Regions from separate parts of the Homo sapiens genome. Here region 2 is linked to region 1. A link is an interaction called in ENCODE POLR2A ChIA-PET data of the cell type or tissue named here. Cell type or tissue: MCF 10A. All regions are shown on one strand. Links, peaks and the distances in the headings refer to the core of each region. The heading gives the core; the rest is flanking DNA. Region 1 has its middle 11 kb from the start of VDAC2. Region 2 overlaps SAMD8 (sterile alpha motif domain containing 8).

Region 1 (16,194 bases), core at 8,102-16,101:
CTTTCCTCTGCTACATATCTTCTTTCTTCTTCTGCATGAGATGAAAAAATTACTCTGCCTTCAGTCCAGCAGATGCACTCGGCTCCCCAGAGGTCAGCGCACCCCAAGCCCAGAGGCCGGCTGGCCTCGGCACGTCTCACTCCACTATCTTCCCTCCTCCCTGAACTCTGTTTACACAAGGCTGGTCTTGGCTCTGAGGCTGCTAGATTTTAAATGCAATCTCACTGGTGACTCACTGGTGCATCGTCATTTGGCTTTGCCTGGAATTAAGTGGAGCAATGCAAATGATTTTTACATTTTTCAATTGAGAAATCACAATTTTTTTTTTTTTGAGACAGGGACTTGGTCTGTCACCCAGGCTGGAGTACAGTGGTGCAATCATGGCTCACTGCAGCCTCAACTTCCTGGGATCAAGCAATCTTCCCACCTCGGCCTCCTGAGTAACTGGGGATACAGGTGCACACAACCACACACAGCTAATTTTTTTAAAATTTAATTTAATTTTTTTTTTTTGAGATAGAGTCTCGCTCTGTCGCCCAGGCTGGGGTGCAGTGGCGCAATCTCGGCTCACTGCAACCTCCGCTTCCTAGGTTGAAGTGATTCTCCTGCCTCAGCCTCCCGAGTAGCTGGGACTACAGGTGCACGCCACCATGCCCAGCTAATTTTTGTATTTGTAGGAGAGACGGGGTTTCACCATGTTGGCCAGGCAGGTCTTGATCTCCTGACCTCATGATCCACCTTCCTCGGCCTCCCAAAGTGCTGGGATTACGGGTGTGAGCCACTGCGCCCAGCCCACGCAGCTGATTTTTAAATTTTTTGTTGTTGTTGTTAGAGAAAGGGTCTCACTTTGTGGCCCAGTCTGGTTTCAAACTCTTGGGCTCAAGCGATCTCCCTGCCTTGGTCTCTCAAAGTGTTGGGATTACAGGCGTGAGCCACTGCACCCAGCCAGCAATCATATTTTTAGACATCTGCCTATGGCCCAGACAGAGTAACAGGGATGAGATTTACTCTTTTGCCTCATCAATGCCCCCTAATTTGTCACTGAGGCCCTAAATATGATCCTCCAGATGCGATATGGGTCTGGTGCTGAGGACAGCCAACCCGTGCTCTCCCTTGACCTGGACTGGGCATATATGGGTCATGACATGGCTGGGGATATGGGCTAAGCAACACCTGGGGGTCTATGTCTTATTTCATGCTTGTAATTTCATGAGGAGGTAGAACTTGAGCAGGCACTGTCTTGCGTAGGTTCCAATCGGGCCTTAGCTGACCTCTCCAGCCTGGTCTTGCTGGGTAACCTTCTCCCCTAATATCCCATCCATTGTCATTTTCATTCTTGCCATATTGTTTGCAGCTGGCTAAATATGTCTTGCAGTTGCAGTATCAGGCCCGAGCACCTTTCCTTCATGTGCTGCCCTTCTTCTCCCTGTCTGCCAAACACATTCTCCTTTTTTTGAGACAGACTCTCGCACTGTCACCCAGGCTGGGGTGCAGTTGGCACGATCTCGGCTCACTGCAACCTCCGCCTCCCCGGTTCAAGTGATTCTCCTGCCTCAGCCTCCCAAGTAGCTGGGACTACAGGTGCCCGCCACCACGCCCAGCTAATTTTTGTATTTATAGTAGAGACAGAGTTTCACCATGTTGGCCAGGCTGGTCTCGATCTCCTGACCTCGTGATCCACCCGCCTCAGCCTCCCAAAGTGCTGGTATTACAGGCGTGAGCCACTGTGCCTGGAGCATCCTCTCTTTTTTTAATAGCCCATGGTGCAACTAAATATATCCTCCTTTTTTTTTTTTTTTTGAGACTAGAGTTTCCCTGTGTCACCCAGGCTGGAATACAGTGGTGCTATCTTGGCTGTTGGCCAGACTGGTCTCAAACTCCTGACCTCAGGTGATCTGCCTGACTCAGCCTCCCAAAGTGCTGGGATTACAGGCGTGAGCCACCACGCCCGGCCTTATGGCCTCCCCACCCTTTTTTTTTTTTTTTTTTTGAGACTGAGTTTCGCTCCTGTTGCTCAGACGAGTGCAGTGGCACGATCTCTGCTCATTGCAACCTTCACCTCCCGGGCTCAAGTGATTCTCCTGCGTCAGCCTCCTGAGTAGCTGGGATTACAGGCACCCACGACCATGCCCGGCTAATTTTTTGTATTTTTAGTAAAGACGGAGTTTCACCATGTTGGCCAGGCTGGTCTCGAACTCCTAACCTCAGGTGATCTACCTGCCTCAGCCTCACAAAGTGTGGGTATTACAGGCGTGAGCCACCGCCCCCAGCCGTATCCCCCATTTTTAAGAATCCATTCAACGCTGAAGCCTTCATGAAGCTCCCTAGGTGAACTGACTCCTCTAACCCCACTGTCCTCTGTTCATACAGCTATCCTTGTACCTACAGCACTTTACAATACTTGCCCATTGTTCATGTCTGTCTCCCTTTCTAGACTGTGAGATTGTTGACTGTTACTTAGACCCCAGCACAGTGTCTGACACATTACTAGTTCCTTAATAAACATTCATAGAAAGGAGGGAGAAAGAATGTGTGTCACAAAATATGAAAGAATAGGGCCGGATCCCCAAACCCCCACCCCTGGAAGAACAGCCCATGCAAAAGCTAAGTATTTCTTTCCAGTGATGGGTACAATGATTTTTTTTTTTTTTTTTTTTTTTTATTGTTTTCCTTTCTTTTTTGAGACAGGATCTCCCTCTGTCATCCAGGCTGGAGTGCAGTGGCGTGATCATGGTTCACTGCAGCCTTGACCTCCTGGGACCAAGTGATCCTTTTCACCTCAGCCTCCCAAGTAGCTGGGATCATAGGCACATGGCCACAAAAAATAATTTGGTCTATTTTTTGTAGAAACGAGGTCTCACTATGTTGCCCAGGCTGGTCTCAAACTCCTGGCCTCAAGTGATCTTCCCACCTCGGCCTCCCAAAGAGCTAGGATTACAGGTGTGAGCCACCGTACCCAGCTGGTACAATGACTTTTGATTTTATGCTAACAGAGCCATTGAGGCATTAGTTGGGACTTCACTAATTTAGAGGGAATGACAAGATGGATAGTTTATTTTAAACCATTTATAAACACAGGGTTCATTAAAATACTGATTGTAAACAAGAGCAAGCATTTCAAGTAAACTTAAACACTTGATGAGTAACCCTTTCTATATAAACAATGGATAGACTGAATTAGGAAATATTCTCATCTGTTCATTAAAGCATATTTCCCTTAAGATCTACACAGAGGAGCAATTTATTAGCATAGTTCCACTAGATTCCTGAGGTAATAAAATGGAGTTTCTTTAAATATACTTTGATTCAGACAAACCAACTCTTGTTAACTGGACCTAGTCATTCTGAATTAACTATGCTTGAAGTTCTTGGCACTGCAGAGAGCAGAGTGATTCATCTAAATGGTGTATCTTTGTAGCTTGTCTCATAAAATTGCTGGAAATGCAGATAAATCGATGTTGTTTTGGAGGTGACGGTGGCGTCCCTGGTACATTTTGGCCTCTATATTTGAATTTCATAAACCCGGTGGCTTTCTACTTGTAGGGCAGCTGTGGCAGCAGCCTCAACTCTCAACAAGAACTCCTCCTACCTTCCCCTCCTCCAACCCCCCAAAAAAACTACAACCACAAAAGCCCACATCTGTATACATACACATACACGTAGAACTTCCCTGTTACATAAGGGCTTAAATGAAGAAAAACAGAGACTGGTCATGGAGGATCATCCAGTTAGAACAGAAGAAGGATCCTGTGGGGAGGAGACCTTGCTACACATGAGCTCCCTTACCTATAAGAGCGAGGAGGTGGCCGGTGCGGTGGCTCACACCTGTAATCTCAGCACTTTGGGAGGCTGAGGCGGGTAGATCACTTGAGGTCAGGAGTTCGAGACCAGCCTAGCCAACACGGTGAAACCCCGTCTCTACTAAAAACACAAAAATTAGCCGGGTGTGGTGGCGGGCACTTGTAATCCCAGCTACTTGGGAGGCTGAGGCAAGAGAATCGCTTGAACCCGGGAGGTGGAGGTTGCAGTGAACCAAGATGGCGCCACTGCACTCCAGCCTGGGCAATAGAGCAAGACTCAGTCTCAAAAAAAAAAAAAAAAAAAAAAAGAGCAAGGAGGCCTTTAGGGCTGGGCTATGCCCCCAAAGTAGGGCCGTAGGCATTTCTTCCTGCTGTGACTTACAGCTGGAAGTAAAATGTCCTGGTGCTATGGTTTCAAGGAACTAATGAGATTTTGGGAAGAGCTGGAGTAAGTGAAAATAACCTTTTCTCCCCTCTGAGAGCAATGCTGGACTCCTGGGACAGAGTGAAGCCCTTAACTGAGCCTCCACAGAGGCCAGGCCACAGCTAGACACATAGGCAGAAGATCTAAGAATTCCAGTAGCTTCCTCCTACAAAGACCTGCAACAGGTTAGTTTGGGAGCCACCACTCCTGAGCTGTGGTTTCCCTTGCCAAGTCAGACTCCTTGGGAAAACTCTAAAACTAAGGTGGCCTGACATGCTGCACTAATGGAGAAGGCCAGGAAAGCCTGGATTCTGTGTGTCCTCATTGTGCTCCCTCATCGATACACTGTCTCTCACCAGCCTTTGGAATTTCCTTCCTTTGGTTTTCTGCCATTTTTTTCTACTTTTGCTGAACTTGAGTCTGAGGCTTTCACTGCTCAAACCGCCCTTCCAGGTTGTATTTAACAGGGCTTAACAAGCACCACCAGGCTGGGCGCAGTGGCTCACGCCTGTAATCCCAACATATTGGGAAGCTGAAGTGGGAGGATCCCTTGAAGCCAGACCAAGCAACATGGTAAGACCCTCTTGTTCCTGGACCAAACTGAGGGTTGGGCTGCTATTTCTCATGGCCCAGTAACAAGATGCAGATGAACTAGGGAGGAAGAGAGTTTTTATTTCTGCAACCAGTGCAAAGGCCTGGAAATTATCACCAGACCAACTCAAAATTACAAAGTTTTCCAGAGCTTATATATGTTCCAAACTATATGTCTTTGTGTAAGTGTGCACATTGTGACACAGGAAGGAGGGGAGATAAAGTGGGAAGAGCCTCAGATGGCAACACAGTTCTAAGAAAGTTCAGCCAGGACAAAAGGTCATCCTCAAGCCAAAGCTGCAGCCTGTTAGAGGAGTCCCGGGTTTTGCAGGGGTGGCCCTGCATGAGTGTAGGTCTTTGGCGGGGAGCAGCCTGCCTGGCATCAGTAGGTCCAGAGCCCAGCAGCTGCAGCAGTCAGCCCTCTGCTCCTCACAACAGCAGATCGGAACAGCACCTTTCTATGATTGCCACAGTGGGCCTGGAAGAACTGGTTAAATTTCAGGGTGGGAATGATATTTAATGCAGCATACTTTTTTAGTCTCTCAAGATCCTTCTGTAAAAAACTGGAGCCATACTGCATTCTCTCAGAGACTCATCCTGCACAAAAGTGGGGCTCTGAGAAGTTACACTTACAAAATGGGTTAATCTTGGTTTAATCCAAAGTTTCCCCAACCTATTTGATCACAGAGCTCTTTCTGTATATGTAAATTATATTAATGACATGTGTAATTATTCAACAAAGCTGTGCTGGCTTAGAAAGTTAAGTTTAGGCCATGCCGTGGAGAGCTTTAACCTGTATGTTACCTGGTATGTGGGTTGCTTCATGGAGAGGTTCTGAAAAGGGGAGTCATGTACTCAGAGCTGTGTTCATCTCGCAGTGGGGTGTAGTGGGGATTGGAGCGAGAGGGTGGTCCTCAAAAGTCCTCAAAGTCATGGCTGATCAGTCCTTACAGCCATAACTAGCCCTGACACTGCCTCAGTTTCCAGACATAGGATGTGACTCATTTGAAATCCAATTGCTTTACTTCCCACCAAAGCTCTAGGAGAACTCAAATTGGTGGGAGAGATGGTGGGTCACCCAGTATCAAACTGACCAAACTCCTACAGCCAGAATAATGGCCCTTTGTCCCTCTGGCCTCCTCATCAGCTTCCCTCTGTATTGAGTGTCCAGGCGGCTGCCAGCCAAATTGCCTGTGTGACTTTCCCAGGCTTCAGAATGCTCCCTTTCCCTCCTTCCATTGCCTCCCACACTGGCCCCAGAGACACAGGGCAGCCACATAGTAGATTCAGGCAGCTGTGGGATGTGAATCACGAGACATTCTCAGTGGTGACCCAGTGAAAGGTCTTGGAGAAGCCCCCTCCCTGCTGCCCAATTTACCCTCACTGTGGAAGCTCCTGTCCTCACTACAAATTTAAAAGGAAAGAATTTTGAAGGCAACTCTGTCAATGGATGCAAGTCATGACTGGAATAGTCCAAAGCAGTGGACTCTTTAAATGTTGTATAAATATTACTAGTCACCCTCCATGGGGAAGGCTTTGACAATGAGGAGGCAATATAAGTGGTGGCTCAGAGTATGCGCCTCACACTCAGAGAGAGCTGGCTTAGATTCTGTCTCTAGCTCTTGAAGAACTAGCTATGCATCCCAAGCCAGGCCTGTGCATCTCCGTAAGCTTGTGTTTCACGCTTAATGGTACCTGTCTCATAGGGTTGTTATGAGAATTAAATAGGCCGGCCATGGTGGTGGGTGCCTGTAATCCCAGCTACTTGGGAGGCTGTGGCAGGAGACTCACTTGAACCTGGGAGTCAGAGGTTGCAGTGAGCCACGATCGTGCCACTGCGCCCCAGCCTGGGTGACAGAGCAAGACTCCATCTCAAAAAAAAAAAAAAGAGAGAGAGAATTAAATAAAGCACATGAATTGTTTCGAGCAATGCCTGGCACAAAGGAAGTGCCTGATATGTGTTAGCCATGACTACTTTGATTGTGTTTATTATTCATGACTAGTGTCATCATTATTAGATATTTGGTGGGTGGTGGGGATAGAGTTGAGTAAGAAACAATTCTCAGCCGGGCGCGGGGGGCTCACAATTGTAATCCCAGTACTTTCAGAGGCTGAGGCGGGTGGATCTCCTGAAGTCAGGAGTTTGAGATCAGCCTGACCAACATGGAGAAACCCCATCTCTACTAAAAATACAAAATTAGCCAGGCGTGGTGGCACATGCCTGTAATCCCAGCTACTTGGGAGGCTGAAGCAGGAGAATCACTTGAACCTGGGAGGCGGAGGTTGTGGTGAGCTGAGATCACGCCATTGCACTCCAGCCTGGGCAACAAGAGTGAAACTCTGTCTCAAAAAAAAAAGAAAGGAGGGCAGGACAGGGCAGGGCAGGGCAGGGCAGGGCAAGATTCTATTGAAGAGCTTGATGGGGAAAGCAGAGTTGTGGTTTTTGGTTTTTTTTAGTATAAAAAAAAAAGTGGGCTGGGGATAGTGGCTCATGCCTGTAATCCCAGAACTTTGAGAGGCCGAGGCAGGAGGATCACTTGAGCCCAGGAGTTCAAGACCAGCCTGGACAATATAGAGAGACCCTGTCTCTACAAAAATAAGAAAAATAGCCAGGTATGGTGGTGCACGTGCCTGTAGTCCCAGCTACTTGGAAGGCTAAGGTGAAAGGATTGCTTGAGCTTGGGAGGTTAAGTCTGCAGTGAGCTGAGATTGCGCCACTGCATTTGTTTTGAAAAATAAGAGAAAAGAAAAAAAAGAAAAAAAGAATATAAAAAGGAAAGGAAGAAAAGAAAAACGAAAATATTGTGTTAATGATGTTCACTCGGAAAATTAAAAAAAAAAAGAAAATATGTAATAAATGTTATAAGGTAACAAATTCCATAGAATTTCAGAGGAAATAAAATGAACTTGTAGCTGGTAAGACAGAAGAAAATTGTGGTGGGAGTATATTTGAGCTGGGCTTTATAAGGATTCAGAGAATTTAACTTAAAACAGTGGGGACAAGGAGGCATTCTAGGTACAGTGAGCATAAGCAATGGCAGTGACACTAAACAAACCGTGATTTGGGAATTGCCTGTGACCTGAATTGGCACAGGTGGCAGGTGGGAAACATGACTGTGACAGAGGCAAGATAGGATCATGGTTCCATCATCATTGTGTCAGGGACCTTATCCTATGGGTAAATGGGAGCCACTGAAGATCCTTGAGCAGGAGTCTCTGCGTTATCCCCACTATTGGGGCTAAGCATTCCCACAGAATGTGCTGAGCTTTTTTTTTTTTTTTTTGAGATGGAGTTTCACTCTTATTGCCCAGGCTGGAGAGCAATGGCGCTATCTCAGCTCACTGCAACCTCTGCCTCCCAGGTTCAAGTGATTCTCCTGCCTCAGCCTCCTGAGTAGCTGGGATTATAGGTGTGCGCCACCACGGCCCGCTAATTTTTATATTTTTAGTAGAGATGGGGTTTCACCATGTTGGTCAAGCTGGTTTCGAACTCCTGACCTCGTGATCCGCCTGCCTCGGCCTCCCAGAGTGCTGGGATTATAGGCGTGAGCCACTGCGCCCAGCTGTGCTGAGCTTTTTAAAGAAACAAAACAGTGTTTCACCAGTGTTCCAACCAGAACTCTGAGCAAGGCCACAGGTTACTGACTGAACAATGAATAGGAAAGCCTTTTTTTTTCTCTTTTTTGAGACAGGGTCTCACTCTGTCACCCAGGCTGGAGTGCAGTGGCGCGACCTCAGCTCACTGCAACCTTCGCCTCCTGGGCTCAAGCGACCCTCCCACCTCAGCCTCCCAAGTACCTGGGAGCACAGGTGTGTGCCACCACACCCAGCTAATTATTTTGTATTTTTTGGTAGAGATGGAGTTTTGCCATGTTGCCCAGGCTGGCCTCAAACTCCTGAGGTCAAGTGATCTGCCCGCCTCAGCATCCCAAAGTTTTGGAATTACAGGCATGAGCCACTGAGCCTGGCTGGAAAGTCCCTTTTTTTTTTTTTCTTTTTTAATTGAGACCGAGTCTGGCTCTTGTTGCCCAGGCTGGAGTGCAGTGGCATGATCTTGGCTCACTTGGCTCACGATCTTGGAGGATCAACCTCCACCTCCTGGGTTCAAGCAATTCTCCTGCCTCAGCCTCCCAAGTAGCTGGGATTACAGGCATGCGCCACCACGCCCAGCTAATTTTTGTATTTTCAGTAGAGATGGGGTTTCACCATGTTGGTCAGACTGCTCTCGAACCCCTGACCTCAAGTGATCTGCCCACCTCGGCTTCCCAAAGTGCTGGTATTACAGGCGTGAGCCACCGCACCCGGCGGGAAAGTCCTTTTATATCAAACTTTATATCAACTCTGAATGGTTAAACTGGGATATCAGTTGAGAGGAGCTGCATGAAGCTTGTACTTAACTTGTGTCCTGACTGTTGAGCTATAACTCCATTATCTGCTTTAATAATCACATTGTATATTAAAGACTAAATCGGGCAGATTAACCCTGAATGTGATCTGGAAAGCCGCAGAATGCTCCTCCTTTCTCCCAGTCACTCCTAGGATTTGATAGACAGTCTAGATCAGTGGTTTTCATGTTTTAGTGTGGCTAAAAATGGCAGCCCGAGGTTGTATACCCAAAACCAGGCACACTGTCCTTTATGCATGATTTAATGGATTTTCACAGGCACTGGCTTGACTTTTGAGCCCACTGAACCCTAGCATGCCCCGCACCTCTGGCCGTTGGCCCTAACTCCCCAAAATATGAGTTCATCTGTTCATTTCTGCTCTTCCTAGTTTTATCCCAGTCTTGTCTGCACTTCCTTCTCCTTGGTTTGAACTTCTACTGTTGCCCTCCTCACCCCATCCCATTGTGCCCCTCTAGAAGCCTGTGCTGTTGTTAACAAACTACCCTAAGTTCTCAGCTGCACCACTGAATGCTCTTTCACTCTCCTCACCTTTCCCCGTGGATACTGGAGCCCAGGGAAGACTCCCTTCCACACCCCACGACTGGACTGGGGCTGGGAGGGGGCCACTTACTTCGCTCGTCACCTCCTATAAGATCACCTGCTTCGAGGTTCATGCCATCAGCTCTGCCATCCTTTACTTCCTGCCATCCTTTATGGCCAGCTTCCTGGTCACACCTCCATGTCCCCTGAAGACTTTGGTACCTGACTCATCGTTGTCCTCCTCATCTCTTATCCTGGCAACACCCTGGTGACATCAGTACCTCTGTCAATAACCTGTGCCGACCCCACCACTGTTTGCTGGGTGTGTGTGGGGGGGGTGCATAGCTTCAACATCTTAGCCTCAGCTACAGCCCTGATCACCTCAGCTCCACTGGGCTTCACTTCACTCCACGCTTCTACAGCTGCTCACCACCTTGAATGTGCCATGGCGAAATCTTGCCTCCCTGTGTCTCACATTCTAACCATAACCCCAGCTTGCAGTCCTCTCTCTCTCTCTCTCTCATTTCATCCTAACATGTTTCAATCACAGGAAGATTCTCAGTCCCTAGCCCCAGTATTGCCCTTCAACCTAGGAAGAGGGGCCCCTCCCCTGGCCCTCATGTTTTGGAGGGCCCCCCCTGGGTCTCATGTTTTGGAGGGCCCCTGCCTTGAGTCTCAGGCTTTGGAGGGCCCCCCTGGGTCTCATGCTTTGGAAGGCCCCACCAGAACCCTTCTCAGGTTGTGCCCATTCCTATGAGGTGAGGAGCCTGCAGGGCCCAGTGAACATGCCCACCAGAGCCCATGCCCACCCTCTCCATATCTAGACCAAACTCTGCATACAGGAGACCTCAGAATTCCTATTTGAAGCCATCCTGAGCCTGCTTCTGGGGCCTGCATGGACTTTCCCTCAGAGTCCCTCCTTCAGAAGATGGACTGAACTGCCAGTGACATACCCCTAAGCCGTTGGGGTGGTCAAGCAGGGTATGTATGTGATGGGGAGAGAGCTTGGATGTGCAGGCTAGGGTGTGCCCCTCCCAGTGTGGGACAGAGGCCAGGGGCAGGAAGAGGAGTGTGTGTCTAGGGCTGGCTCTCCCTGCATGACCTCATCTGGCACAGGCAGGAGGAGGACTGAGTCCTAATAAGGGAACCTCCAAGTTTGCCTGGCTGGATTTCAGAATCTCTGTGGACCTGTGACTTCTGGGTACCTCCTGTTTCCCCCTTTTTGAACAGGGGTGTCTGTAGCAGTTATGCTGTGCCTATCCCACCATTGTGTGTTGATATCTCTTTAGTTCACAGGTCTTCAGATGGAGAGGAACTGCTGTACTCAAGGAACTACACCCAAGGAGCCTCATGTGGCTACCGTGAAGGCTGGGATCTCGGGGAGGTTTTGGGAGGGAGTGAGTATGTTTTCCATGTGGGAGGAATGAAAGTAAATGTGACCATGGCATAGGCTGTGAGGATTTAAAGAATATCCACAAATTGACACTCCTTTCAAAAGATAGGCTGTGGGGGCCTGGTGCAGTGGCTCACTCCTGTAATCCCAGCACTTTGGGAGGCTGAGGTGGTTGGATCACGAGGTCAGGAGTTCAAGACGAGCCTGGCCAAGATGGTGAAACCCTGTCTCTACTAAAAATACAAAAAATTAGTCGGGCGTGGTGGCCGACGCCTGTAATCCCAGCTACTCAAGAGGCTGAGGCGGAGAATTGCTTGAACCCAGGAGGCAGAGGTTGCAGTGAGATCGTGCCACTGCACTCCAGGCTGGGCAACAGGGCGAGACTCCAACTCAAAAAAAAAAAAAAAAAAGGCTGTGGGGATTTAAAGAATATCCACAAATTTTTTGATACTCCTTTCAAAAGCTAGAGCCTAACTTCCCCCTCTTGAGTGTGATCTGGTCTTACTAACTCACTTCTAACAAACAGAATAAGGCAGAAATGATAGTGCGATTTCTGAGGCTGGATCATATAAGACATTGTGGCTTCAGTGTCTCTCTCGGATCACTTGCTCTGAGAGAAGCCAGCGGCCATGTCACAAGGACACCCAGGCGGCCACATGGAGAAGCTCACATGGCAAGGAACTAAGGCCTCCTGCCAAAAGCCACATGAGGGTGCCATCCTGAAAGCAGGTCCTTGAGTGCCGTTAACCCTTCAGATGATTGCAGCCCCAGCTAGCATCTCAACTGCAACCCCCTGAGGGGCCCCAAGCCAGAACCACCCATATAAGCCAGTCCTTAATTTTTGACCCACAGAAACTTTCAGATAATAAAATGCTTGTTTTAGGCCATTAAATTTGGGGGCAATTTGTTACACAGTAATCGCAGCTAATGCTGCTATTTCTTTTATTTATTATTATTATTAAAGACAAGGTTTTGATCTCTCGCCCAGGCTGGAGTGCAATGGCACAATCATAGCTCACTGTAACCTCAAACTCCTGGGCTCAAGCGATCCTCCCAGCCTTAACCTCCCGAGTAGCTGGGACTACAGGCACGTACCACTGTGCCTAGCTAATTTTCATTTTTTGCAGAAATGAGATCTTGCCATGTTGCCCATGCTGGTCTCAAACTCCTGGACTCAAGTGATCCTCCTGCCTTGGCCTCCCAAAGTGCTGGGATTATTGGTGTGAGCCACTGTGTCTGGCCCTAATGCTCTCTGCCCTTGCCTCACTTGACCTCTCCTCAGTTTGTGACACTGTTGAGCACTCCCTTCTCTACCCAGTGCTCTCTTCCTCTGGCTTCCACGAAAATGCTCCTCTTGAGTTCTCTTTTTATCCTCCTGGCTAGTCTTTGTCAGTTCTCTTCATTAGCTCCTTCTCTGCTGCTTGCCCCTAAAAGACTAATGCTCCAGGCTGGGCACTGTGGCTCACACCTGTAATCCCAGCACTTCAGGAGGCCAAGGCAGGTGGATCACGAGGTCAGGAGTTCGAGACCAGCCTGGTGAACATAGTGAAACCCTGTCTCTACTAAAAATACAAAAAAATTAGCCAGGTATGGTGGCACATGCCTGTAGTCCCAGTTACTCCGGAGGCTGAGGCAGAGGTTGCAGTGAGCCAAGACAACGCCATTGCATTCCAGCCTGGGTGACAGAGTGAGACTCTGTCTCAAAACAACAACAACAACAAAAGACTAATGCTCCCCATGGCCTCGTCCTTTAGGCTGCTAGTGTCTTTATTCCTATCCCATAGCTCACTGACTTAAACCACACCCATGGTTAGTCATAATTAAAACTAACTTTTACACCCATGCTTCTGAGCCAGACCTTTCTCCAAAACTTCCTAACTGCCTATTGGACAACTGCATTGCGATGTAGACCTGGCTCCTCATATTCATCCAAAATGGTATCATGGTCTTCACCATTACACCTGCCCCTCTTCCTGCAGACTTTCCCACAGTGGGTGGAACCTTTGTCCTCCCCATTGCTTAAATCAGAAATATTGCTCCCAGCCACCCTAGACTTGTCCTCACTTGCTGCTTTCAGGACCTTCAGCATTTGGCTCCAGCCAACATCTTTAGTCTAATTTCTCAACTTTTTTGATAGCTTGTTCCAGCTTTACTTAATTACTTGTGGTTTCCACCAGGCCCTGTGGTACACACCTGTAGTCCCAGCTACTCATGAGGCTGAGGCAGGAGGATCGCTTGGGAGTTTGAGAACAGCCTGGGCAATGCAGGGAGACCCTGTTTCAAAAACAAACAAACAAAAAACTGGCTGGGCGCAGTAGCTCACACCTGTAATCTCAGCACTTTGGGAGGCCGAGGCAGGCAGATCACCTGAGGTCAGGAGTTTGAGACCAGCCTGGCCAATATGGCGAAACCCTGTCTCTACTAAAAATACAAAAATTAGCCGGGTATGGTGGCACGTGCCTGTAGTCCCAGCTACTCAGGAAGCTGAGGCGGGAGAATCACTTGAACTCGGGAGGCGGAGGTTGCAGTGAGCCAAGATTGTGCCACTGTACTCCAGCCTGGGTGACAGAGCGGGACTGTGTCTCAAACAAAAACAAAAACAAATCAAAAGCAAAAAAATCATATGTGGTTTCCAAACAATTCTTGCCACTTCAAGCACTCCTATGATTTTGCACATCCTCTTTCTAGAATTTTGCCTTCCCAGCCTCCACCTGTTGGCTTTCTAATTTTGGTAAGTCCTGCTTTCAAACTTTAGTGCAAGTAGCTCCTCCATCTGACTGTGCTCAAGGTTCTCTGTATTTACATCTTAGAACTGTACTTGCAGGAGCCGAGTGTGGTGGCTCACACTTGTGATCCAGCTACTTGGGAGGCTGAAATGGGAGGATTGCTTGACGTCAGGAGTTCAAGACCAGCCTGGGCAACACAGCAAGACCCTGCTCCCCACAAAAATACTGTACTTGTGACATCTTGAGCTTGTCTTTCCCATACCCCATCCTTTGTTGGGGCCAATTCTCCATGGTGTTTCTACCCATCTTATGGCAGCTTTTGTCTCAGACTATCTTTCCAAGGATGTTTACTTAGCAAACAGCCTTGGAAGATAGTATCTCTCTCTGGGGCAGAGAAAAGATTTTATTTCCTGAGCAGTATAATAATCTCCCCCTCAGGGATTGTGAACCCCGAAAATTTGAGAAATTTCAGAATTTAGAATTTAAATTTGAGAATTTAGAAAGTTTATTTTGCCAGGTCAGGCATAGTAGCTCATGCTTATAATCCTAGAACTTTGGGAGGCCAATGTGGGTGGATCACCTGAGGTCAGGAGTTCGAGAGCAGCCTGGCCAACATGGTGAAACCCCATCTCTACTAAAAATACAGAAATCAGCCGGGTGTGATGGCAGGTGTCTGTAATCCCAGCTACTTGGGAGGCTGAAGCAGGAGAATCGCTTGAACCTGGGAGACGGAGGTTGCATTGAGCTGAGATTGTGCCACTTCACTCCAGTGTGGCAGTGTGGGCGAAAGAGCGAAACTCTATCTCCTCTGTCTCAAAAAAAAAAAACAAAAAGCAAAAAAAAAAAAACCTGGCGCCGTGGCTCACGCCTGTAATCCTAGCACTTCGGGAGACCGAGGTGGGCGGATCACCTGAGGTCAGGAGTTTGAGAGCAGCCTGGCCAACACAGTAAAGCAGCCATCTCTTTAGTGTGGTAAAATTACAAAAATTAGCCGGGCGTGGTGGTGGCGCTCCTGTAATCCCAGCTACTCAGGAGGCTGAGGCTGAAGAATCGCTTGAATCCAGGAGGCAGAGGTTGCAGTGAGCAGAGATCACACCATTGCACTCCAGCCTGGGTGGTAAGAGCGAAACTCAGTCTCAAAAAGAGAAAAAAAAGAAAGTTTATTTTGCCGAGGTCGAGGACACTTAGCCTTGACACAGCCTCAGGAGGTCTTGACGACATGTAACCAAGGTGGTCAGAGCACAGCTTGGTTTTATACATTTTAGAGAAACGTAAGACATCAATCAACATATGTAAAATAAACATTGGTTCGGTCAAGAAAGGCAGGACAACTTAAAGTGGTCAGGAAGGGCGGGACAACTCGAAGTGGGGAGAGGGCTTCCAGGTCACAAGTAGGTGAGAGACAAATGGTTGCAATGAGTTTCTGATTAGCCTCTCCAAAGGAGGCAATCAGATACGCATTTATCTCAGTGAGCGGAAGGATGACTTTGAACAGAATGGGAGGCAGGTTTGCCCTAAGCAGTTCCCAGCTTGACTTTTCCCTTTAGCTTAATGATCTTGGGGGCCCAAGATATTTTCCTTTCACAGTATGAAGGTTGGGCAGATTTGTTAGCAGCTCCTTCTAAGACACGTGGTTTTGTAAGCTTAGGGTTCCTTGGCTGTGACACGAATGCATGCTGTGCACAGCATCCACCTAAGCTGCTCTGGCATCATCCTTGAGGGACACAGAGGACAGGGGGAATTGAGGCAAAACACGAAGCTTACACTGCCTGCTGGGCCACAAGTAAGAGAGTCTTTTGTCCTTGACCCATACGTCTCATGTCTTCTGCTAGCATCTGTGAGCCTCTGAAACTATGGCAGACTAACTTGATAGTTTGCAAGTAGGGTAAACTTTTGGACCCTCCCCTGTTCTTGACATCTTTACACACACTTGACTGTTAAGTGCCTTGAGAGTAGGGACTGTGTCTCAGTGGACTTTGCTTACCCTGTGGATGACACAAAGTAGTTGCTTGTGGTAGGTAGTAACTACCTACTAATGCCGCTTTGGTCTAAAGGACTTTGGATGTAAGCACTCATATTTATTTACTAAATTCAGCTCTGGAAAAAACTGCCATTATTCCCCTGTTTAGCCACAGATCTTCTTCCCCTGGTCATTAGGTATTGTGTACATTCCTTGGGTTTGCAGAAGGTGAAGCCACAGAGAAAGTGAAGTGCAGGGGGCTACAAATTGCTACAGAAAATTCACATTGTGAATAAGCCCTGCTGCAGGTAGTGGAGGTGACTCATTTATCAGACTGGGTGTTTCGGGGAGGTAGGGTGCTGTGGTGCAGTTGGG
Region 2 (16,194 bases), core at 4,530-12,529, 61 kb before region 1:
AAATGATAACTTTAAAATTATATATGTGCTAAGTATCTTTATTTGATCATCATACAGTGTATACATGTATTAACATATTACACTGGGCCAGACGCGATGGCTTATGCCTGTAATCCCAGCACTTTGGGAGGCCGAGGCGGGCTGATCACCTGAGGTCGGGAGTTCAAGACCAGCCTGACCAACATGGAGAAACTCCGTCTCTACTAAAAATACAAATTTAGCTGGGCAGTGGTGGTGCATGCCTGTAATCCCAGCTACTCAGGAGGCTGAGGCAGGAGAATCGCTTGAACCCGGGAGGCAGAGGTTGCGGTGAGCTGAGATCGTGTCACTGCACTCCAGCCTGGGCAACAAGAGCGAAATTCCATCTCAAAAAAAAAAAAAAAATTACACTGTACCCCATAAATGTGTACAATTATGTGTCAATTATAAATAAAGTTGAAATTTTAAAAATGATCTGTGGCTGGCCGCGGTGGCTCATGCCTGTAATCCCAGCACTTTGGGAGGCCGAGGCGGGTGGATCACGAGGTCAGGAGATCGAGACCATCCTGGCTAACATGGTGAAACCCTCTCTCTACTAAAAATACAAAAAAATTAACTGGGCATGGTGGTGGGCGCCTGTAGTCCCAGCTACTTGGGAGGCTGAGGCAGGAGAATGGTGTGAACCTGGGAGGCAGAGCTTGCAGTGAGCTGAGATCGCGCCACTACACTTCAGCCTGGGCGACAGGACAAGACTCCGTCCGTATCAAAAAAAAAAAAATCTTGTTTAGAAGGACATTGGGGAACTGAATGAATTATTATTTTGATTGCTGCTTTTTTTTTGCACATTTATTTAATAAATGTTTATTGAGAACCTACCATGTGCTAATCATATAGGCCTTAGTAATCATCTTGATTACTCTATCTTTCCTAAAAATAAAACAAAAATAACCTAACAAAAACCCACTAAGCTCTTCTGCTGCACTGAGTGCTACTTTTCTTTTCTTTTCTTTTGGTTTTTTTTTGGCTAGATACACTCTCATTTTGCCTTTCCTCCCTTTTCTTTTTCTTTAATTTGTAGTATGGTACTTGTCTGCTTTCATGTTCTTACTACTGTTGAACCTGCTTGGTAGATGAAGTAGCCAGATCAGAGCTTTTGTTTTGTGTAAGTTACTAATAGGTTATTTTACTATTCAAGTCTTTTTCCCCTGTCACTAAGTACTTGGTTGAGAAAAAATAATTGAATAGCTTTTTGAAATAAAACATGTCATTCATTCCAAAGAATGCAAAAGTACATATAGTTAATGAGAAGAGAGCTGAAAAACATATCCTGCTTAGTTTCCCAGGAAGCTAAGGGGAAAAAACATAAACTTACCTTGCCTTACCTAGAATTGGACCAGAATGTGGACCTTATATGAGACAGCTTGAAGCCTTGACCTTTGGGTACTTAGCTTGTTCTGAAATCAACAATTCAGAGGACTAAAGAGCCTTTGGTAATCAGTCAGGGTTCACTTGCAAGAGAGAGAAACTTCTTTGGTCTGGGCTAGGAATGACTTCTACTACAATATTTAAATTGGCCTGTCAGAGGAATGCTACCTTTGCTACAGTCAGAAGGTTGGCATTAGGAGGCCAACATGAAATGCTGAGTTTGAGAATGCGCCATCTCAATACCAAAAAAACCCAGTAAAAACATAGGCAAAAGACTTGAGTAGGTGTTTCTCCAAGCAAAATATACAAAGGTCTAGTAAGCATATGAAAAGATGTTCCACATGGCTAATCATTACTGAAATCAAATCAAAATCACAATGAAATACTACTTTATGTCATAAAATGGCTACTATTAAGAAAAAGAACAGAAAATTACAAGTATTAGCAGGAATATAGAGAAATTAGAACACTTTGTGCATATTTCTAGTAGGAATGTAAAATGGTTCAGCTGCTGTGGAAAATGATATGGTGACTCCTCAAAAAATTTAGCAGAATTACTGTACAAGCCAGCAATTCCACTTCTAGGTATATACCTGAAGTAAAAGCAGGGACTTGAACAGATATTTGTTTACCCATGTTCAAAGCAGTATTATTCACAATAGCCAGAAGATGAATGCAGCTTAAGTGTCCATGGATGGATGAATGTGTAAACAAAATGTGATATATACATAGAAGGGGATATTATTCAGCCTTAGAAAGAAAATTCTGGGCTGGGCGTGGTGACTCATGCCTGTAATCCCAGCACTTTGGGAGGCCGAGGTGGGTGGATCATTTGAGGTCAGGAGTTCGAGACCAGCCTGGCCAACATTGTGAAACCCCACCTCTACTAAAAATACAAAAATTAGCTGGGTGTGGTGGCAGGTGCCTGTAGTCCCAGCTACTTGGGAGGCTGAGGCAGGAGAATTGCTTGAACCCGGGAGGCGGAGCTTGCAGCGAGCCAAGATCGTGCCACTGCACTCCAGCCTGGGTGACAGAGTGAGACTCCGTCTCAAAAAAAAAAAAAAGAAAGAAAATTCTGACATACACTACAACACAGATGAACCTTGAAGCCTAAGTGAAATGAGACACAAAAGAACAAATATTGCATGATTCTACTTATGTGAAATATCTAGAATAGGGAAATTCATAACAACAGAATATAGATTAGAGAATACCAGGGACTGAGCATGAGGGGGATAGTGAGTTATTGCTTAATAGGTTACAGGGTTTTTGCTTGGAGTGATGATGAAGTTCTGAAGTTGGATGGTGGTAATTGTGGCACAACATTGTGAATGTATTTAAGGAAACAGAACTATAACACTTAAAATGGTAAAAATGGTAAATTTTATGTATAGTTAACCACACACACAGAAAAGAGCATGTATCTGTTATGCAGGTATTAGGAAACCACTACTACTTGCCCCACAACTGCAGCTGCTTCATGACCCTTACAAAGTTAGTGACTGAAACCTGGAGAATTATGTGCATGTGGTCAGCATTTCCATAATCCTTGTGGATAGCCAAAACTTCAGTAAAACAACTCCCATTTCACCATCTGTTTTCCATATCTCATGAGCATCTCATGAGCATCTAGTTGGCTGAACCTGATTCACATTTGAATCCTAGTAGCAAGGGACCCTGAGGAATAATGATTAGCTTTTCAGACTGTGTAGTAGGAGGAAACGACTAGAGGGAGACTAGAAAGGATACTGAGTGCTGCTTCATCATATCTGCCACAGGCACTGAGTCAGAGGTGATTCGTAGATGGCAGTGCTCCTTTTAGTCAGGTCACCATTTCCAGTAGTATTGAGAATGTCCTGCAGCTGATAAGTTGGAGAGGTAGGGTGGGGACAAAGTCATTATCTCTTTTTGCAGTTAATGGGCTGATTGTGCTATGGTATTTGCAGTTTTAATGTGGTAGAACACATTTGGATTATTTAAATTATTGTAAAGAGATTTGGGTCACTCTAATGGGATGCATTAAAGACTCATTGACTAAAGACTATCTGGGCTAATGTTTAGGAGTACCAAATGTAAGGTTGTTATGTTTATGATAAGCTTTTTTCATTTCATCAAGTATGGATATAAGAATATAATAGAAAATATACTGAGTTCTTTTGCTCTTAGGCTGCTGAAATCTCTAATTAGTATGAACTAAATTTGTTTGGAGAGAAAAGAAACAAATTTACTAGTAAAGCATTTACTTGCTGAAAATTGCACTTCTTAAAAACAGTTTTCAAAAATTCTAACCAGAGGTCACCCAAAAGATAAGATATTTCATATTGTTCAGAACAGTCCGGTGTTTTTATCTGTTATCTGTGACTTAAAACTAAGTTTGAATAATTCCTGTTGATAATCGGATTCTGCAGGAATGACTGTTCTCTCAGCACCTTGATAGGTATTGACCTTTGATGCTTAAGTGGTTTTTTCTTTTTTTTTTTTTTTTTTTGAGACGGAGTTTCGCTCTTGCTGCCCAGGCTAGAGGGCAATGGTGTGAACTCAGTTCACTGCCACCTCCGCCTCCCAGGCTCAAACAATTCTCCCGCCTCAGCCTCCTGAGTAGCTGGAATTACAGGCATGCACCACCACGCCCGATTAATTTTTTTTTTTTTGCATTTTTAATACAGACAGGGTTTCACAACATTGGCCAGGCTGGTCTCAAACTCCTGACCTCAAGTGATCTGCCCACCTCGGCCTTCCAACGTACTGGGATTATAGGCGTGGGTCACCACCCATTAACATTTTGGACAAGTACCAAGCTTTGCATGAAATGCTTTTTAAGGTGGACCACGCTTTAATGGTGTAATAAGAGTTAGTATTTAAATCAGATTTGTTGATACAGTTATTCCACTTCTAGAAATTTAACCTAAAGCAATGCAATGCCATTTATAATAATAATAAAATAGTGAACAATTGTTAACAATGGGGAGATGGATAAATTATTGTATAGTCATACAATGGAATGTTTTAAAACTATCTTTTCAAAAGATATTTAATAGCATTAGACAGGACTCATGCAATAATGTTAAGCAAAATGATACAGAATTATGTATGATGTGATTTCTCTTTATAGAAAATTTTGTGTGTGAGAGAAATATAACAAATTATAAGGAGTGATCCTTTAGGGATTAGTTTTCAAATTTTCTGTTCTTCAGTGAATATATATTGCTTCTATATATTTGGCTTTTTATTATAGAGAGACTTAATTATAAAAGATTCAAACCATGCAGAAACTTGCAGACTAAAAACCCTAAAAATCCTTCCTCTGTCCCCGACCTAGAGAAATGGAGACCAATTCATCAATTTGTTTTTATATGGATTTTGTTTTTGGTGTCACATCTAAGAGATCTTTACCTAACCCAGGTCAGAAAGATTTTCTCCTAGAAATTTTCTAGTCTTAGGTTTTATGTTAGGTCTATGATCCATTTTCAGTTAATTCTTATATGTGGTAGAAGTATGAATTGAGGTTTTTACATATGGGTATCCATTTGTTCCAGCATCATTTAATGAAAAGACTGTGTTTTCTCCACTGAATTGCCTTTGCACATTTGTAGAAAATCAGATATCTATATATGTATAGGTTTGTTTCTGGACTCTATATTCTGTTTCCTTGATTTATGTTAACACCACTTTGTCTTGATTTGAGTACTGAGATAGGCAGAAGTCCCCGGGTTCAAGCAATTCTCCTGCCTTAGCCTCCTGATTAGCTGGGACTACAGGCAAGCACCACCAAGCCGGGCTAATTTTTGTGTTTTTAGTAGAGACAGGGTTTTGCCATATTGGCCAGGCTGGTCTCGAACTCCTAACCCCAAGTGATCCACCCGCCTCTGCCTCCCAAAGTACTGGGATTACAGGCTTGAGCCACCCCGCCCTGTCAAGATACAGAATTCTAAAATGACTCCTAATGACCTATGCTTTTGTATAATGGGAGGGACCTGTAATCCCACCTAATCATGGGATATCACTCCCATGGTGACTAAGAAAGGGAGATTATCCTCAGTGGACCTGATCTAATCAGACAAACCCTTAAAAGGGACTGGGCTTTTCCTGGAGAAATAATCCAAGTACAAGGGAAGGGAATTCAACACAGAAGAAGCTGCTGATTTTTGGGAAAAGAGGAGGCCATGCAGTAAAGAATTCGAGTGGTCGGTAAGCTTACGGTAATTTGTTACAAAGCAATAGAAAACAAATACAGGTAGTTGTATAATAAGTGTTTAAATCAGCTGTTTATGAAATGTATCAATATCTACAAAATTAAAGGCCCGTTGGGATTTTGATTGGAATTGGGTTGAATGTGCAGATAAGTTTGGGGAAAATTGTCCTCTTAACAGTATTGATTCTTCTGACCTACTCATTTCTCATTTTTAGGTGTTCGTCTTAGCAGTGTTTTTTGTTGTTTTCAGCATATAGGTCTTGCCCATGTTTTGTCAGATTTATCCCTGAGTATTTAATATTTTTTATGCTATTATAAATGGTATTTTATACATTTTAATTTTTGATTGTTTGTTGCTAGTATATGGAAATACAATTGATGGCTGGGTGTGATAGCTCACGCCTGTAATCCCACACTTTGGGAGGCTGAGGCAGGTGAATCTCCTGAGCTCAGGAGTTCGAGATGGGTCTGGGCAACATAGCAAAACCCTGTTTCTACCAAAAATATTAAAAATTAGCCAAGTGTGCCAAGTGTGGTGCGCATGCACCTGTGGTCCCAGCTACTTGGAAGGCTGAAGTGGGAGAATGGCTTGAGCCTGGGAGGTGGAGGTTGCAGTGAGCCGAGATCGTGCCACTGCACTCCAACCTGGGTGACAGAGTGACACCCTGTCTCAAAAAAAAAAAAAAAGAAAGGAAGACAATTGATTTTTGTTTGTCGATACTATATGTGGCAATCTTGCTAAACTGACTTATTCTAGTAACTGTTTTTGGTATAGTCTATTGAATTTTCAACATAAATAATCAAGTTGTCAGCAAATAGAGTTTTATTTCTTCCTTTTTAATCTGTATGCCTTTTACTTTTTTTTTTTTTTTTTCCTCGAGATGGAGTCTCACTCTGTCTCCCAGGCTGGAGTTCAGTGGTGCGATCTCCGCTCACTGCAAGCTCCGTCTCCCGGGTTCACGCCATTCTCCTGCCTCAGCCTCCCGAGTAGCTGGGACTACAGGTGCCTGCCACCATGCCCGGCTAATTTTTTGTATTTTTATTAGAGACAGGGTTTCACCGTGTTAGCCAGGATGGTCTCGATCTCCTGACCTCATGATCCACCTGCCTCAGCCTCCCAAAGTGCTGGGATTACAGGCGTGAGCCACCACGCCTGGCCTGCCTTTTGCTTCTTTTTTTTATCTTATTACACTGACCAGAACTTCTGATGTTTTGTAGAAGTGGTGAGAGTGACGGTCTTGCCTTGCATCTTTTTTTTTTCCTTACACTTGCTTTTTAAAAAAATTTTATTTTTATTTTTGTTTTTGAGAAAGAGTCTCACTCTGTTGCCCAGGTGGCTCACTGCAGCCTCCACCTTCTGGGTTCAAGCAATTCTCCTGCCTCAGCCTTCTGAGTACCTGGGATTGCAGGCACCCACCACCATGCCTGGCTAATTTTTGTATTTTTAGTAGAGATGGGGTTTCACCATGTTAGCCAGGCTGGTCTTAAACTCCTGACCTGAGGTGATCCGCCTGTCTCAGCTTCCCAAAGTGCTGGGATTACAGGCATGAGCCAACATGCCCAGCCTTTGTTATTGATTTCTGCCCTCATCATTATTATTTCCTTCTGCTTTGGGTTTAATTTTCTCTTTAGCTTCTTGGTGGTATTATTTTAGCTGATATTAGTGGATTTCCATTTCTCCCAACCTTTGTGCTATTGTTAACATATGTTTTACATATGTTATAAATCCCACAGTACATTGCTTTTTGTTTAAACAGTAAATTATCTTTTTTTTGAGACGAAGTCTTGTTCTGCCACCAGGCTGGAGTGCAGTGGCACGATCTTGGCTCACTGCAACCTCCGCTTCCCAGGTTCAAGCGATTCTTCTGCCTCAGCCTCCTGAGTAGCTGGGACTATAGGCGCGTGCCACCACGCCCAGCTAATTTTTGTATTTTTAGTAGAGACGGGGTTTCACCATGTTGGCCAGGATGGTCTCGATCTCTTGACCATGTGATCCGCCCGCCTCGGCCTCCCAAAGTGCTGGGATTACAGGCATGAGCCACCACCCGGCCTAAATTATCTTTTAAAGAAACTTAAGGCCGGGTGCAGTGCCTCCCATCACTTTGGGAGGCCGAGGCAGGCAGATTACCTGAGGTCAGGAGTCTTGAAAAACCAAACAAAACATCAATACAAATGAATATCCTTCTATCCTGAAGGACAAATGAATGAGGACAGCATCCTCTTCCTTTTCCCACAATGTAATAATTCTTGATTTGAGTGTTTATCATGGCCTTATAAGTGCATTGTTGGCTATTAAAAACTTTCTGTGCTTCCTTACAACAAGCAAAGTTAAAAGCTGGTACTGCGGCTGGGCGCGGTGGCTCACGCCTGTAATCCCAGCACTTTGGGAGGCCGAGGCGGGTGGATCACAAGGTCAGGAGATCAAGACCAGCCTGGCCAACATGGTGAAATCTCGTCTTTACTAAAAATACAAAAATTAGCCTGGTGCAGTGGCACGGGCCCATAATCCCAGCTACTGGGGAGGCTGAGGCAGGAGAATCTCTTGAACCCAGAGGCAGAGGTTGCAGTGAGCCTAGGTCATGCCACTGCACTCCAGGCTGGGTGATAGAGTGAGACTCTGTCTCATAAATAAATAAACTAACTAACTTAAATAGTAAGAAAAAATGTATATATTTATGCATGTGGCTACCATTTTGGTGTTCATTTCTTTGTGTAGATTCATATTTTGGTATGGTAACATTTTCTTTCTGCTTGAAGGACCTTAAATTTTTGTAGTGCATGTCTGCTGGTGATGAAATCAGCTTTTGTGTGTCTGAACAAGTATTTGCCTTTGCTTGTGAATGATATTTCACTGGGCCTACGGTTTTAGGTTGTTGTTTTTTTTTTCTTTCAGTACTTTATGTTGTTTCACTGTATTCTAGCTTGGCTTGAGCCCAGTAAGAAATCTCTTATCATTCTTACCTTTGTTCCTAATGTGTCTGTTTTCTCTTTTTGCTTTTAAGATTTTCTCATTGTCACTGTTTTTAAGTAATTTGATTTTGGTATGCCTTGGTATAGCTTTCTTCTTGTTTCTTATTTTTGGAGTTTGTTAAGCTTCTTGGATACACATGTTTATGGTTTTCACCAAATTTGGAAAATTTTTGGCCATTGTTACTTCAAATATTTTTTCTGTTCTCTCTTGTCTTTTGGAAGCTGTTTGATGTTGTTCCACCTCTCACTGATGTTCTTTCTTTGGTGTGTTTGTGTGTGTGGTAAAATATATACAACCAAATTTATAATTTAAACTTTTTTTTTTTTTTTTTTGGAGTTGGAGTCTTGCTCTGTCACCCAGGCTGAAGTGCAGTGGCACGATCTCGGCTCACTGCAACCTCTGCCTCCCGGGTTCAAGTGATTCTCCTGCCTCAGCCTCCAGAGTAGCTGGGATTACAGGCACCCGCCACCATGCCAGGCTCTTTTTTTCTATTTTTAGTGGAGATGGGGTTTTCACAGTGTTAGCCAGGATGGTCTCCATCTCTTGACCTCGTGACCGCCTACCTCGGCCTCCCAAAGTGCTGGGATTACAGGCGTGAGCCACTGCTCCCGGCTGAAATGATTTTTTTATATAGTTCAGTGGCATTAAGTACATTTACTGTGTTGTGCAACCATTATCACCATCCATCTTTAGAACTTTTAAAAAATCTTCCCAAACTGAAATTCTGTACCTATTAAAAAATGACTCATTCTCCCTGCTCCCAGTCCCTGACAGCCACCATTCTACTTTCTGTTTCTGTGAATTTCACTACTCTAGTTACCTCGTATAAGTGGAATCATACAGTATTTGTCCTTTTGTGACTGGCTTATTTCACTTAGTATAATGTCTTTAAGGCTCATCCATGTTGTAGCATGCGTCAGAACTTCCTTCCTTTTTAAGGCTGAATAATAGTCTCTTTTTTAAAGTTCTCTTTTTTTTCTGTGTTTTATTTTGAAAAGTTTCTTTTCTTTTCATTGTTTTTTTGAGACAGGCTCTTGCTCTGTTGCCCAGGCTGGAGTGCAGTGGCGCGATCTCAGTCCACTGCAGCCTTGAACTCCTGGGCTTAGGTGACCTTCTTGCCTGAGCCTCTGAGTAGCTGGGACTACAAGCATGGGCAACCATGTCTGGCTAATTTTAAAAAATTATTTATAGAGACGAGGTCTCACTATGTTGCCCAGGCAGGTCTTGAACTCATAGGCTTAAGCAATCCTCCCACCTCAGCCTCCCAAAGTGTTGGGATTGCAACCAGCGCCCTTGAATTGTTTCTATTGTTACTTAGTTACATTTATTGCTCTTACCTTCTGCAGTGGCTCAGCAGCTGTTAGTCCCATCCAGGGTATTTTTCATCTCAGATTATTTCATTTTATCTCTAGAACTTGGAGTTGCGTTAGTCTTTTTTTACTTATCTATTTCCTTTTTTGTTGAGATGGTGCAGGGGCAGGGGACATCTCCCTTTGTTGCTCAGGCTGACCTTGAACTCCTGGCCGCAAGGGATCCTCCTGCCTTGCCTCCCAAAGTGCAGGGATTACAGGCGTGAGCCACCACCTGGCCATTATGTGTCTATTTCTTCATTTAACTTTTTGGACAAATGTAATACACAATTATCATAACTGAGTTAATTTCCTTATCTGCTAATTTTATTAAATGTGTCAGTTCTTGATTGATTGATTCTTCTCCTCATTATAAGTGATACTTTCCTGCTTCTTTGCATGCCTGACAATCTTTGAATAGATTCCAGACATTATGAATTAGTTGTTGGACATTATGAATTCATTGTTGGGCTCTAGATACTTTGGTATTTCTATTAATATTCTTGAGCTTTTTGTGGGATGCTGTTCAACTACTTGAACAGAGTTTGATCCTTTTGAGTCTTCCTTTTAAGATTTGTTAGGATGAACCCAGAGACATGTTTAGTCAAGGGTAGGGTTTCTCAATAGCAGCACCATGGCATTTGGGGCCAAATAATTCTTTGTTGGGGGAGGGGATAGTCCTGTGCATTATAGAATGTTTAACATCATTCCCCCCCAAAGTTGTAACAACCAAAAATGTCTTCAGACATTGCCAAATGTTCCAGGAAGTGGGGAGGATTGCCCGCAGTTGAGAGTTGCTGCCTTAGGGTTAGTTTTGCCTTACTACTATGGCAAGATCTTTCTGTGTACTCTACCCAAAGCTGTTCATGAGACCTTTTTTCAATCTGGCTCTTTGGAATAGGTACTTTTCTTGGCCTCATGTGAGTGCTGGGAATTCAATTGGGTGGTCTTTCCTTGGTCTTGGTTAGTTTCCTTACATACATGTGCTGATAGGCATTCAGCTAAATATTCAAGAGAGACCCGCAGATCTCTGGAGTTCTTGTCTGTGTATCTCGTCTCCAGTATTGTGCCCCATAAACACTAGCCATCTTGATTGCCCCAAACTCTCAGCTCCATCTCTTCAACTCAGTGAGCCTGCCAGGCCTCACATGAGTTTCCCATCCTGTGCCTCTTGTGGCTGGGAAACTCAAGGCCGTAACCTGGGGCAGTAGGGTTCACCTTATTTGTTTCCTGGCTCTCAGGGATTTTCCTGATGTCCAGTGTCTTGACACTTTTTTTTTTTTTTTTTTTTTTTTTTTTGGAGACAGAGTTTCGCTCTTGTTGCCCAGGCTGGAGTGCAATGGCACGATCTCAACTCACCGCAACCTCCGCCTCCCGGGTTCAAGCCATTCTTCTGCCTCAGCCTCCCAAGTAGCTGGGATTACAGGCATCTGCCACCACACCTGGCTAATTTTTTGTATTTTTGGTAGAGACAGGGTTTCTGCATGTTGGTCAGGCTGTTCTCAAACTCCCAACCTCAGGTGATCCGCCCACCTCAGCCTCCCTAAGTGCTAGGATTACAGGCGTGAGCCACCGCACCTGGCTGAAACTTTTTTTTCCCCATATATTTTGTTTGTTTTTTGGTTGTTTCAGGTCAGAGGATAAATCTGGTTCTTGTTAGTAAATCTTGGTCAGAAGCACATGTCCTTTAACAGATCATTTATTTGTATTAATTATTGATAAAAGCTGAATTCTTAAACATTTACTAATCTAATTTCCTTATTTTATCAATTTGTATTTATCATTCAAAGTCTCCTGTTCCCTGTAATTCCTTTGGTACAACATAAATATTAAATTGGCCCTAAAGCTTTTTATCATCTTTTAATATACCTCTTTCATGCAGGCTTTCACAGGGTTAGCTAAGTAGTGATTTAGTATGGGCCTCTTAACTATTATATAGTAGCATACAATTAAAGGGCATGCACTGACCTGATAAAGCAGAACAGTGAAATGTGTCATGCTTTTAGGGCATTCCCACAGCAGGCTCAAAGACTTCCAAGAGACTTCCACGTATAACTTATATTTTCTAGCAGCTAAAACGTCAGCATCAAAGCCTATTAGCCTGATTGAGGTTGTAAAGAACTGGTGAGCTAAGACAGTGGAAAAAAACATATAAAAGAAGAGAAGAATCATTTTGAACAGAGTATGAGAGGAAACTGTCCTAACGAATAATGCTACAAGAATGGGAGTGACATGGAACCCATTGGTGGTAAGCTGTTAGAGAAAGGGGAATGTTAACAGACTAGAAATAATGTGACTGAAGAAATCTGGCCTTGTATTTTTTATTTATTTTTTTTTATTTTTGAGACGGAGTCTTACTGTGTTGCCCAGGCTGGAGTGCCGTGGTGTGATCTCTACTAACTGCAACCTTTGCCTGCCAGGTTCAAGCGGTTCTCTGCCTCAACCTCCCTAGTAGCTGAGATTACAGGCGCCCGCCACCATGCCTGGCTAATTTTTTTGCATTTTTAGTAGAGACGGGGTTTCACCATCTTGGCCAGGTTGGTCTTGAACTCATGACCTCGTGATCCACCCGTCTCAGCCTCCCAAAGTGCTGGGATAGGCGTGAGCCACCATGCCCGGCTGGCTTTGTTTTATGTGAAGGAAACTTGTCTCTCAGATTTGCTATATCATAACCACTACAGAGATTATAGCATGTGCTTGTTGGATATCCAAGGATGAAGTAATTTAGTCAGAGATACTTTGGGTAAAAGAAGATATGTATAGTAGGTAGGGTGAAAGCATCTAGTTATCCATGTGAACTAAAACAGCAAAATCATATTTCTAATGGAATTGTATATATGATATAATAAATGATATAAAATAATATAATAAATGTATAAGTTCCATGTGTTAAAGTGAATAAATCATAATTCTTTGACATTTGAGGTGGTGATGATATGCTACAGCTAAAAAGAGTTAAGAGTTTTTGTTATTCCATAATGCATAAGAATTAGACAACTTTGTAAAAAATACAGACTCCTTGTAAATGGATGTTATAATAATTTTCAAAGACAGGGAAACTATGTGGGTCAATAATATAAGTTCTTTTGTGAAACAAAATATGACTTAAGTCTTCCAAAAATTACGATTGCTTTTAGTAATAAAGAAATAAATACTTAATGTTTAACTGACACTTCCCTGACATTCATCTGTGGGTGGATTTTATCAAGCTTATTTCTTGTTTTCTAAATAGTTTTGATGATATAAATGGTGCTCATGTAGTTAGTGTCTGCCTTTGCCAAGTTACTGTAAGTCTTCGTGGCAGGAGTTTATGTGGGTAGGGAAAGAATGCAGAGCAATACCAGCTTTTTTTTTTTTTTTTTTTTTTTTTGAGACAGAGTCTTGCTCTGTCGCCCAGGCTGGTGTGCAATGGCACAATCTCGGCTCACTGCAAGCTCTGCCTCCCAGGTTCACGCCATCCTCCTGCCTCAGCCTCCCAAGTAGCTGGGACTACAGGCGCACGCTGCCATGCCCGGCTAATTTTTTGTATTTTTAGTAGAGATGGGGTTTCACCTTGTTAGCCAGGATGGTCTTGATCTCCTGACCTTGTGATCCACCCGCCTCGGCCTCCCAAAGTGCTGGGATTACAGGCGTGAGCCACCGCGCCCGGCCGCAGTACCAGCTTTTAACTTTGCTTGTTGTAAGGAAGCACAGAAAGTTTTTCATAGCCAACAATGCATTTATAAGGCCATGATAAACACTCAAATCAAGAATTATTACATTGTGGGAAAAGGAAGAGGATGCTGTCCTCATTCATTTGTCCTTCAGGATAGAAGGATATTCATTTGTATTGATGTTTTGTTTGGTTTTTCAAGACTTTGAAAATAAAGTTTAATCTAACATATATAGAGAAAAGTATAGATCACAATTATACAGCTTGATGAATTTTCACAAAAGGAACAAACTCATGTAACTAATATGCAGATTTTTAAAAAAGAACATTTGTATTAGAACAGTTTTTCTTTTTTTCAAGCTGGGTAATAGGCACATAGGTGTTCGTTGTATCATTTTATTCTTTTATGCTTTGAAGTTTGCCTACCATTTTTAAAAAATTATCTCAGGTGGAAATACAATCTTCAGAGGTCTGGAAAGTGTCAGAAAACCTACAGGCTTTAATAGTTGAGAAAGTACTTTTGAGAAATAGTGTTTTTTTCCATGTAGGCCTTTGTCTCCTATGTATCTGATATACTTTATAAACCTGAGAAGGCCCAAGTAACTGAATGTTTTACAATAAAAGAAGAACATAAATAGAGCTGTGTGAAATCAAAGTAGTAAAAATTATTGGTACTTTTTAAAACATAGCACCTTATTGGCCTTTTATTCTGCAGTATAAAGTCTGGGTCATCAAATTTGTGAGTACATGGAAATGACAGTTTTCTTTTAAAAATTTTATTGCTAAAGTCCGTGATAGTTTAAGAATAAAATGCCCTATTCAGTTCTATAATGTAATATTCAAAGCTGTAGAAAGAACTGAGTTATTATTGAGATTCAAATATATGTCTAGTTTAAAGGCTTCATATCTGTTATAGAAATCATTATGTGTGCAGTAGTTAGAAATACGCTTAATCTAAAGGGTTCCCTGGAATTACAGTTATCTACTTTCCTTTATGTTTATTTCCCCCCAGGTGGGGAGATACGTTTTCCATGAACATGGAGATTTCAGAAATCGGATTTTTTTCTCTTTTCTTTGATTTTTAAAAATATAATAAATCTTCCTATATTTCTTGATTTTATGAAAAGTATTAAAATGGGATTTTTCTCAGTTCTCGAGTAGGCTTTTTAATTAAATTGTGACTCATGCAGTGGAAAAGCCATTTGTAAAATGTCGTTCTGTAAAAATGTTTGGTTATTAAATTTTCTTCTGCTGTTGGAGTCATATGCATAAAATTATTAGTGTGTTAATCTATTGAAAACCATTCATTATTGAATAATTTTTGTTTCTTTTACTCTAGAAACCAATAGGATAGTGTAGGTAAATTACTGTTTCTGGGGTGCGTGTGTGTATATACATATGTGTGCGTGTGTGTGTGTGTACATCTCTCTCTCTCTCTCTACATATATATATATATAGTTTTTTGTTTTTTTTTCTTTGAGACGATCTCCCTCTGTTGCCCAGGCTGGAGTGCAGTGGCACAACCATGGCGCACTGCAGCTTTGACCTCCCAGACTCAGGTGATCCTCCCACCTCAGCCTGCCAGGTAGCTGAGACTATAGGTGTCCCACCATGCCCAGGCTAAAATTTTTTTTTTTTTTTTTTTTTGGTAGAGATAGGATCTTGCTACGTGGCCCAGGACTGGTCTCGAACTCCTGGGCTTAAGTGATCCTCCCAACTCAGCCTCCCAAAGTGCTGGGGATTGTAGGCATGAGCCACTGCGCCTGGCCTGTTTCTGGTGTATTTATGTGTGTTTGTCTTTGAAGAAATTGTTAGGACATACTGAAGCTTTTGTTTTGTTTTCCTGTTTTCTCTCTACAGGCAGCGGAGGAGGAAATGGCAGGTCCTAATCAACTCTGCATTCGCCGCTGGACTACCAAGCATGTAGCTGTGTGGCTGAAGGATGAAGGCTTTTTTGAATATGTGGACATTTTATGCAATAAGCACCGACTTGATGGAATCACATTGCTAACATTGACTGAATATGATCTCCGGTCTCCTCCTCTGGAAATCAAAGTCTTAGGGGACATTAAAAGGTTAATGCTCTCAGTCCGAAAATTGCAGAAAATACATATTGATGTTTTAGAAGAGATGGGCTACAACAGTGACAGTCCCATGGGTTCCATGACCCCTTTCATCAGTGCTCTTCAGAGTACAGACTGGCTCTGTAATGGGGAGCTTTCCCATGACTGTGACGGACCCATAACTGACTTGAATTCTGATCAGTACCAGTACATGAATGGTAAAAACAAACATTCTGTTCGAAGATTGGACCCAGAATACTGGAAGACTATACTGAGTTGTATATATGTTTTTATAGTATTTGGATTTACATCTTTCATTATGGTTATAGTCCATGAGCGAGTGCCTGACATGCAGACCTATCCACCACTCCCAGATATATTCTTAGACAGGTAAGTTTTGTTTCTAGTTGCTAAGTTTGTAGGATGTTGCTATAATTAACAGCAATGATACTATATTTATGATAATTATATTGTTTCTTATTGTGGTAGATGTATACTTTCCATTTGCTTTATCTGGCGGTATAAAATGCTTTGAAATTACCTTTTTCACTTAGAGTAAATTA

What was found. Peaks named below come from ENCODE experiments on the same cell type or tissue, not always from the same donor. Only the 100,000 strongest peaks of a DNase experiment are listed, where the experiment ranks them.
Region 2: POLR2A ChIA-PET joins it to region 1 with 5 read pairs; 13 of 35 experiments call an interaction of 5 or more read pairs at or near these places.

The regions. Positions count from the first base shown.
Region 1 is chr10:75,192,089-75,208,282 of GRCh38, forward strand. No RefSeq gene overlaps it. Among named protein-coding and RNA genes, the nearest start is that of VDAC2, 11 kb to the right of the region's middle. RefSeq lists silencers at 1,782-1,982, 15,883-16,177 and an enhancer at 14,969-15,718. In MCF 10A, for the core only: no CTCF peak of the experiment used is centred there; a DNase peak (open chromatin) is centred at 10,843.
Region 2 is chr10:75,135,086-75,151,279 of GRCh38, forward strand. It overlaps SAMD8 (sterile alpha motif domain containing 8), which reads left to right. Exons shown (of 6, transcript NM_001174156.2): 2 at 15,429-16,021. The coding sequence starts at 15,444. Among named protein-coding and RNA genes, the nearest start is that of SAMD8, 32 kb to the left of the region's middle. RefSeq lists a silencer at 3,907-4,074 and an enhancer at 6,602-7,101. In MCF 10A, for the core only: no CTCF peak of the experiment used is centred there; a DNase peak (open chromatin) is centred at 9,306.